Regions from separate parts of the Homo sapiens genome. Here region 2 is linked to region 1. Evidence: chromatin contacts called from ENCODE Hi-C or POLR2A ChIA-PET data. All regions are on one chromosome and are shown on one strand. Each heading gives the region's core, a stretch centred on a gene start or an enhancer-like site at or near the end of the contact. The rest is flanking DNA. Distances are from core to core; before and after follow the strand shown. Region 1 overlaps SHROOM3 (shroom family member 3). Region 2 overlaps SHROOM3 (shroom family member 3).

Region 1 (4,079 bases), core at 770-3,269:
GCTACTCCGGAGGCTGAAGTAGGAGGATCACTTGATCCCAGAAGGTCAAGGCTGTGTTCATGCCACTGCACTCCAGCCTGGGCAACAGAGTAAGATCTTGTCTCAAAAAACAAGTAAAATAAAATAAATTAGAATTTCTGGAGGTAGGAGCCAGGAATTAGTTTGTTGTTGTTATTGCTGTTTTAAAACTCCCTTGGTAATTCCAATGTGTAGCCCAATTTAAGAAGGAGTAGCTTTAAGCCATTTTGATTCAAGTATTCAGAGTTCCAAATATTTGGTTCATCTTCTAAATGGGACTCATCCAAACTTACCTGTCCTAGCTGATGCATCCAAATTTAAAACTGGGGGGAAAGATTCCACCATAACTTTTATTTGATCTCAGAACTCAGACCTCATATCCTAAAGGCTCAGACAGATATTTGAGTGCCATTCTTTTTTTTTTTTTTTTTTTTTTGAAATGGAGTCTCGCCCTGTCACCCAGGCTGGAGTGCAATGGTGCAATCTCAGCTCACTGCAACCTCCGCCTCCTGGGTTCAAGCGATTCTCCTGCCTCAGCCTCCCTAATAGCTGGGATTACAGGCACCCACCACCACACCCGGCTAATTTTTTGTATCTTTAGTAGAGATGGGGTTTCACTATGTTGGCCAGGCTGGTCTCGAACTCCTGACCTCATAATCTGCCAGCCTCAGCCTCCCAAAGTGCTGGGATTACAGGCATGAGCCACCGCACCCAGCCTTGAGTGCCATTCTTTAATGGTGCATTCATTAATTCTTTAATGGTATAGAAGGTTGGCTCCTGTCTGGAATACATTTGTCTGAAGTAAAGCTGTGCTAGCCCAAGAATGAAATGTGGTCTTTTATCATCAAACCTCCTTCACTAGGAACAATAGAACATTCCTTTGTATGAAGCTAGTGTTTAGTGCATAGCCAGTAAGCATATGTAACCCATTGAATAAAAATAGCAGTTATCATTATGTGCTACGGGGGAAAAAGATGTCCCCTTCCTCATTACAGTAAGGGAGTCTTATTGCATACCTCTCAGGAAACCTAATAATGTGTTACATGAATTTTCCATGGGAAGGAACAACTGGTTAGGAAATAAAATACTATACTTCTATACAGTGACATTCAAGCCTAGAAGTCCAAAGAAGCCGAAAACTGCTCTGAGAATGGTCCCAGCAGGATTGAAATACCTCCTCAAAGCATACTGAGCAAATTTCCATGATGCCAGGCCTCTTGGAAAAGTTTCTGGGGGTCAGAGGCCACTGCAGCTGCCTCCTTCCTCTCCTCTCAACCACTTGCTCAAGTGGAAAAAATGTTTAGAAGGGTAAGTTACCACAGTTCTCAGTTATACTGATCTCCCCTCTAGGGAAGTCTCATCCTGGGTGCAAACGGAAGTGCAGTTTGGGATTTGTACTCATGTCCCAGGCATCTGCCAGCCCTTTGCCCAAATTAAGAACTTCAAAGAGCAGATGACCAGGATGAGTGAAGTAATGAAGGGAGAGCAGAGCGGGGCATGGGAGGGTGGTCACAGCTCTTCAGGAGACATGTGGAGGTGAGAGGTAACATTTCAGACACGAGACGCTCCTAACACAGAACCATAGAGTGGTACTGCCTGCCATGCTGGCTGCCACTTCAGCTCCTGTGCTTTCCTCCTGTGGCACGTGGTGGGGACACACTGCCTTCCTGCCCCTTCATACAGGAGTTAACCACAGAGCACAGCATCGGGCCTTTTTTTGTGTCTTGAAAGTCAGTTCTTGGAACTTACCATGGCACAGAAATATTTCTCATTTGTCTTCTGTGTCCAGGAGAGGTAGAGGAAGCCACACTTTTATGCACAGAGGTGAGTTCCTTGAGCTTCAAGACCAGTTTTGCAATTGCCTATAAAAAGGTCACTGCACCTTTTCTGTTTGTCCTCACCTCCCACTGCCTGCCCACTTGATAGTTATCTTTTGATGTCATAACTTTCCCAGAGGCAGCATATTGTGCTGTCTAAAGAACATTATGTTTTCAAATTGCTCAGCCTGGGTCACATGTGCCTATATAACCTGACCAGTCCTTGGAACAAAAAAACACCAGATGGTGCAAATACACTTGCGTAGAGAGCCCCTTCCTGCAATCCGAGCTTCCTCTCCTGGAGCTCAACCTTCCACCAATGAGCTTCAACATGGTTCAAAGTTAGAACTCTTTCAACTTACGTTCGCCAGAGAATATGGCCTTTTTTACAAAATCCCATTCTGAACTTGGGCCTAGTTGGTACTGTCCTTTAAAGCCACATTTCCTCTTAGCAGAAAGGTTATAATCAGAAGCTTTAAAACCTATGTGTTCTCATTTACAAAAATGAGTCAAATCAGTGCCATTAAATAGAGCAATCATCAGAGAATGTGGTCAGGTAACTTTTCATGAGACTGTACAATAGAAGCTCCTTATGAAATAAAGATTAATATTTTACTATGATGAAACATTTTATATATACTATCTTATTTCATCCTTATAGCAACTCAGTATGGAACTGTTCTCCTCCATTTTAAGAAGAAATTTAGTCTTAGAGAGATTGAGTAGCACCGTGGTATGATGGCCAGACCACAGCAGAACTGAGACTGGAATCCAGATGATATAATGTCTTCCTCATGCTGTTTGCAATTTCATATCTGAGAATTGGCACCTTCGTGCTACACAATCTGGCTTGCAGATTGTCAATTTATAAGAAAAAAATATGCTTTTTATGTTCTAGAAAAGTTTCAACCCTTCCTGTCAACTTTATTGCCTTAAAAATAGGGAGTTCTGTTCCATTTGCTTTTAAAGCTTTTAATAAATTGCTTCTTTAAACTGCTTTAAAAGAGTCAGAAAGAGACATCAGGTGGTTAATCTCAAACTGCTTTAAGAATGTAGATGCTTTTTCAGGAAATAGAGTCAGGCAGGTGAGGGGGTGGAGAGGTGGCAAAACAGTGTGAAGGAAGTGAGGAGGTGGTAGTGAAAATATTCCAAGAAATTATTTTCTTTTATAAACTGTAACCATGAGCTGGAAAAGGCACTGATTTGCACAACCCTTTTTATTAATAGCTAATAGAGTTAATTTTGTATCCTTTCAGAGGACTTAAAAAAGTTCATTACAAAGTATTTCTTTTAAGATCATTGACTTGCAAATCCTGGGTGAGTTACAGTCTTGCAATTCAATCTAGAAATATAAGGTCACAGAAATCTGACACTGAGGTAGCAAGTGTGTCAGCCAACCATCCCATTCCATTCTAATAATGTCATCTCACTAGTTTATAAAAAGAAACTATTCTGTTAACCCTCAGAAACATGGGACGGTGAATTCGGGGGAGTGTGGGCCCAAGGGTCTTGGTGAACTTAATTTCATCACCATTTTTGTTAGGAGGGAGGAAGCAGCCACTAATGCAGCCCAGAGTTTCATTTCCAGAGGCTGCTGCAGAGACTCAAGTCTGCTGGGCATCCAAAGTAGTCCGGTGCATTTCCTTCCCAAAGGAAGTTCAAGGTCAATGGGGAATCACCTCTTCATTCAAAATGTTTTCTTAGATGAATCAAACATAAGCTTCTTTGTTTTTTTATTGTTTTGAGGGTTTTTTTTGTTTTGTTTTTTGAGACAGAGTTTCGCTCTTGTTGCCCAAGCTGGAGTGCAATGGCGGGATCTTGGCTCACCGTAACCTCCGCCTCCCAGGTTCAAGCGATTCTTCTGCTTCAGCCTCCCGAGTAGCTGGGATTACAGGGGCACGCCACCTCTCCTGGACAATTTTTTGTATTTTTAATAGAAACGGGGTTTCACCATGTTAGCCAGGCTGGTCTCGAACTCCTGACCTCAGGTGACCTGCCTGCCTTTGCCTTCCAAAGTGCTGGGATTACAGACGTGAGCCACCATGCCCGGCCTTGTCTTTTGTCTCTCTCTCTTTTTTTTTTTTTTTTTTTTTAGCATCACAGATATTTCTAAAAGGAGGAGGCAGTGGAATAGAAAGCACTAGTTCATGATTTCACTGCTTGAGGGGCCAAAAGTCCCTAAGACTTACATCCTCGAAGAACTAGACTCTTATTTTGGCCACTAGTATGTGGCCTTGGACAAGT
Region 2 (4,223 bases), core at 195-2,694, 170 kb before region 1:
CCCAGGAAATTTATTCCCATCTCAGGGTCTCAGAGTCTTTGTACTCACTGCTCCCACCACCCGGAGTGCTCTTCACCTGGCTTACTCCCTCTTACTTCATTCAGAGAGGACCTCCTGGAACTAACTAAAGAGCATCTCTTCTCTCCTTTATGCCTGTTACCCTGCTTTATTTTCTTCACAGCACTTACCACTACTTGACATTATATCATATCCCTTTGGTTATGTGAAAGAGACTTTGACTGTATCTATAATATTTAAAGAACTGAAGTGAACATAAAATGCTTTTTAATTCTGTGGTAGATGTATGTATTTTTATAATATCATTCTATTTTGTGTGTTTAAAATACTTTTAAACACAGGTATCTACCAGGTACGGTGGCTCACGCCTGTAATCCCAGCACTTTGGGAGGCTGAGGCGGGAGGATCGCTTGAGCCCAGAATGTCAATGTTGGAGTTAGCCTTGATCGCATCACTGCACCCCAGCCTGGGCAACACAGTGAGACCCATCTCAAAAAAAAAAAAAAAAGTATTTTTAAAATATTTAAAACATAGAGCACAAAATAAGTGTATGAAAACATTTCCTAAAGTGTGCTCACAGAACACTAATTCCTTAGATGATTAAATATGTTTGGAAAATATTGAGCTAAATAAGCTAAACAATTTTATTTACTGCAAGATTTCTGAGTCTTTTATAAACTATTGTTCTCCCAAACCATTTTTCATGTGTTGTTCTAAAAGAGAAATATATAATTTAACTAAGAGATGTTTTCTAAACTTACTTGATCTCAGAAACTTTTTTTTCTAAGAAGTATCTAGTGGATTGTTATTCCACGGAACACATTTTGGGAAACAAATAATTGTGGTGCAGGGGGCTTTTTATGCCTTGTTCACCACTGTACTCCCAATACCTACAAAGCATCTGAGACATAGTGGATGCTCATACAGATTTGTTGAATGAATGAATCACTGATTTGATACTGCTATTTCAGCCTCTTGTCAGGGGGCTAGACTACATAACTTTTCAGTCTCTTCTAAAGTACTTTAGTACTTTAGAACCACTGGGTGAGATTTCCATAGGGCAGCAAAAACAGAGTGTCAAGGGTCTGACAGAAAGCAGCTGAAATACAATTTCAGTGAAATTCCAAATCCAACCTAGCTCACAGTTAAATTACACATCTTCAGTCTCTCCATACTTCTCTTTCTCTCTCTCTCTCACCTCACTCCTGTCTCTCCCTCATCCTCTCACCCCCTCTTACGCCTGCTTCTTAACAAGAAACAGATCCATAAATTCAGGACTGAGATTGGTTTCTGGAACTTAAACTAAGGCTGTCAGAGAGATACCAGCCAACTGATGTGGCACACTGGACCACTAGATGCCACTGTGCTCCTCAGAAACACACCTGGGGCACCTCTCCACCTGCCGCTGCCAAGATCAGATCCCACAGGTGGAACTCAGCATGGGGGTCAAGCCCTCTGCCAAAGCTGCAAGCCTCAGGCATGGTTTGTTTGTGCTGCACCACAGGGTGGTTTGTGCTGCAGCAGGAGAGAATGCACACGCCTGTAACATTTTGAGTTATTTGAACTTTCCTTTCTCCTTTTGTCCCCATGCAGTGCTTTTGTGCTGATGGTCCTTATGTCAGGAGGAACAATTTTGAAGCTTCAATCAGAGAGACAGAGTGGTAGATACAGCACAAGGGCAGATCCACCTGCCTAAGCCCCTCTGGAGGCTGGGATGCAGAGGAGGAAGGAGGAGGTGCAGAAGCAAAGCCTTGAAAATACTGTACTTCTGGTGCTGACGGCCCCATTCCCCTGAGGCCTACTGGAGCTCACCATAGTTACTGTAAGCAGTCATTCTAAGTACTGATTGCAGTGCTTATCTCTGCTGAAGGGCCAGCACATTTTTTAAGTCACAGTGTGGCTTTGGATTTAGGGCTTCATAAGAAGGTTAGGAGTAAGGATGCTCAAAGGACCCCACTGTTGAAGGGCACTCTGTTAATACATACCCACCTGCATTTATAAGTGTGTGCTGGCCATTCACCCTCAAGTTCAGTACCAGGTTTCATGGTGTCCTGAAGTCTTCAGCTTAATTATTATAATCAGTCATCATTCATTGAGTGCTTACTATGTACTAAGAATTGCACATATGCTATTTTATATAATCCTCACAACAATCCAATGATGTAGGTACTAGTTATTTTACAGAAAAGGAAGCCAAGATCAAAGGTTAAATGATTTGCTCAAGCTTACACCGTAGGGGTAAGGGGAGATTTAAACCTAGGTCTGACTTAAAGGCCCAGTCCCTTACCACTATGCTATTCTTCCTTCATTGTTAGGCTCCACACACCTTACCTTCTAAAGGCCCTCAACACCTCCATGCCTGTAAAGCAAAAGTAGTCTGGCTTTGTCAAGGGTCAGGAGACACTGCTAGGAAACCTGCTCTCTGAGAACAGATGGCTCAGACGGTGAGAATAATTTCTTTCAGGGTGATTGGGAAGGACATGGGCAAGGGAGAGGAGCATCTGTAACCAGGAAGGAACCAGGACATTATCTCTTCCTGTGGCCTGAATCCTACCCTGATATGCTGAGAGAGGTTTGTCCTGTTCAATTCCATGAGCTACTGTTCATCAGTGAGAGGTCTAGGATTTGGCCCTTGACTTGACCAGACATGAGTATTAAGGGCTGTGACTGAGTTCTGGCCTTGCCAAATGCATAGCTACCATCTGTTCATTAAGTAATCCTTCCAGAAGCTTCCAGCCTCCCCTCCTCCCCCCAACACACATGCACACACATACCAACACTTGCGTCTCCTTTGTATGTAAGGACTAAGTGACCCTTATTTTCCTGACCTCGCTACATTAGCGCTATCTAAGCATTTCCCAAAAGTGATAAGCTACGGAGTCTAACTCCCTGGGATCAGAAGATAGATTCCAGTTTGTAGGGGTTCCAAGTCTGAAGTGGAGGGGAGTCCTGGCTTAGTTCTCTCTCTAATGTGTGATGGTGGTCAGGCTGTGCTCCCTCGTTCTATAACCCCTCTCCTAAACCACTTGTGAGGGCTCTCCTTCTTCCTGACCAAACCTTGACCCATACAACAAACAGTAGCTAGAAAAGCAGAGGAAGTATAACCTACTGATTACATGCAGCAGCTTTGAAACCTGGCTTGGATTTGTCTTGACTTGGGTACTGATCAGTTGTTTGAGCTTGGACAAACTAATCTTTCCAAGCTTAAATTTCTGTTTGTTTGTTTGTTTGTTTTTTTTTTGAGATGAAGTCTTACTCTGTCACCCAGGTTGGAGTGCAGTGGCGTGATCTGAGCTCACTGCAACCTCCACCTCCCGGGTTCAAGCGATTCTTCTGCCTCAGCCTCCCGAGTAGCTGGGATTACAGGTTCATGCCACCACACCTGGCTAATTTTTGTATTTTTAGTAGAGACAGGGTTTCACCGTGTTGGCCAGGCTGGTCTTGAACTCCTGACCTCAGGTGATCCGCCCTCCTTGGCCTCCCAAAGTGCTGGGATTACAGGCATAAGCCACTGCACCCAGCCGCAAGCTTCAATTTCCTATTCTGCAAAATGGGGTTAATACTACTGTATCTGTTTTAAAGAAGTCTATGAGTCACTACATGAGATAATGTATACACTGAGTGGTCCTCAGTACATTAGTTGTGCCGTTGGAGCTAAGATGGACAAATTACCTTAATTGAAAGAGCAAAACCAAATGGGGAGTTCAAACACAGGAATAAAAATGGATACGGTTTTGACTAAGGCAGAAAGCACACTTAAGCACTGAAGGAAGAAAAATCTCAATTTTTCTAATATAGTGCTATCAGTGGAGAAATGTCTGAGAATTGATGGACCCCATAAATATCTCAAATGGCCAGCCAGTGCTTCAAATAATTCTGATCTTCAAGTTGATCTAGCCAAGCATATAAAGGTAACTCATATACACGTCAAGCACTATAAGAGGATGAGAAAAGCAGTGGATAGAGATTTAATATTTAGTGTGAGTATAAGAAAAAACATTCTCAAAACAGAGAAGAAAACATTCTTTTCTGGGAACATGACATTAGAAAGAAAGAAACCCTTCAGTCTCAGCTATAGCCACTTACCTGGAATGGTAGCTTTGGTGCCAAGGAGGGCCGATCATACCCTGAGATATCTGCATCATGCTGGCATCGGGTTGCTTCTCCCCAGATTTAGTTGTGTGCCACGAGTGAGGTCGGCCTGC

Evidence for each region. Hi-C counts contacts between places; a loop is a spot of excess contacts on that map. ChIA-PET counts read pairs that join two places held with the same protein, here RNA polymerase II (POLR2A). Pooled maps may share reads with other maps.
Region 2: a loop to region 1 is called in a pooled map, with 1.9 times the contacts of the local background. The contact joins two enhancer-like sites. A Hi-C loop is called at or near these places in 1 of 50 pooled maps. POLR2A ChIA-PET finds 5 or more read pairs at or near these places in 2 of 52 experiments (IMR-90 and activated T-cell).

The regions. Positions count from the first base shown.
Region 1 is chr4:76,561,536-76,565,614 of GRCh38, reverse strand. The region is part of intron 2 of SHROOM3 (shroom family member 3); the gene reads right to left. Among named protein-coding and RNA genes, the nearest start is that of MIR4450, 10 kb to the left of the region's middle. Within about 2 kb of position 2,019, at least 7 of the 41 ENCODE cell types and tissues checked have a DNase peak (open chromatin) inside an H3K27ac peak, as active enhancers do.
Region 2 is chr4:76,730,817-76,735,039 of GRCh38, reverse strand. SHROOM3 (shroom family member 3) reads right to left here. Exons shown (of 11, transcript NM_020859.4): 4 at 4,105-4,223. The region is part of intron 2 of SHROOM3-AS1 (SHROOM3 antisense RNA 1); the gene reads left to right. Among named protein-coding and RNA genes, the nearest start is that of SHROOM3-AS1, 70 kb to the left of the region's middle. Within about 2 kb of position 1,444, at least 2 of the 41 ENCODE cell types and tissues checked have a DNase peak (open chromatin) inside an H3K27ac peak, as active enhancers do.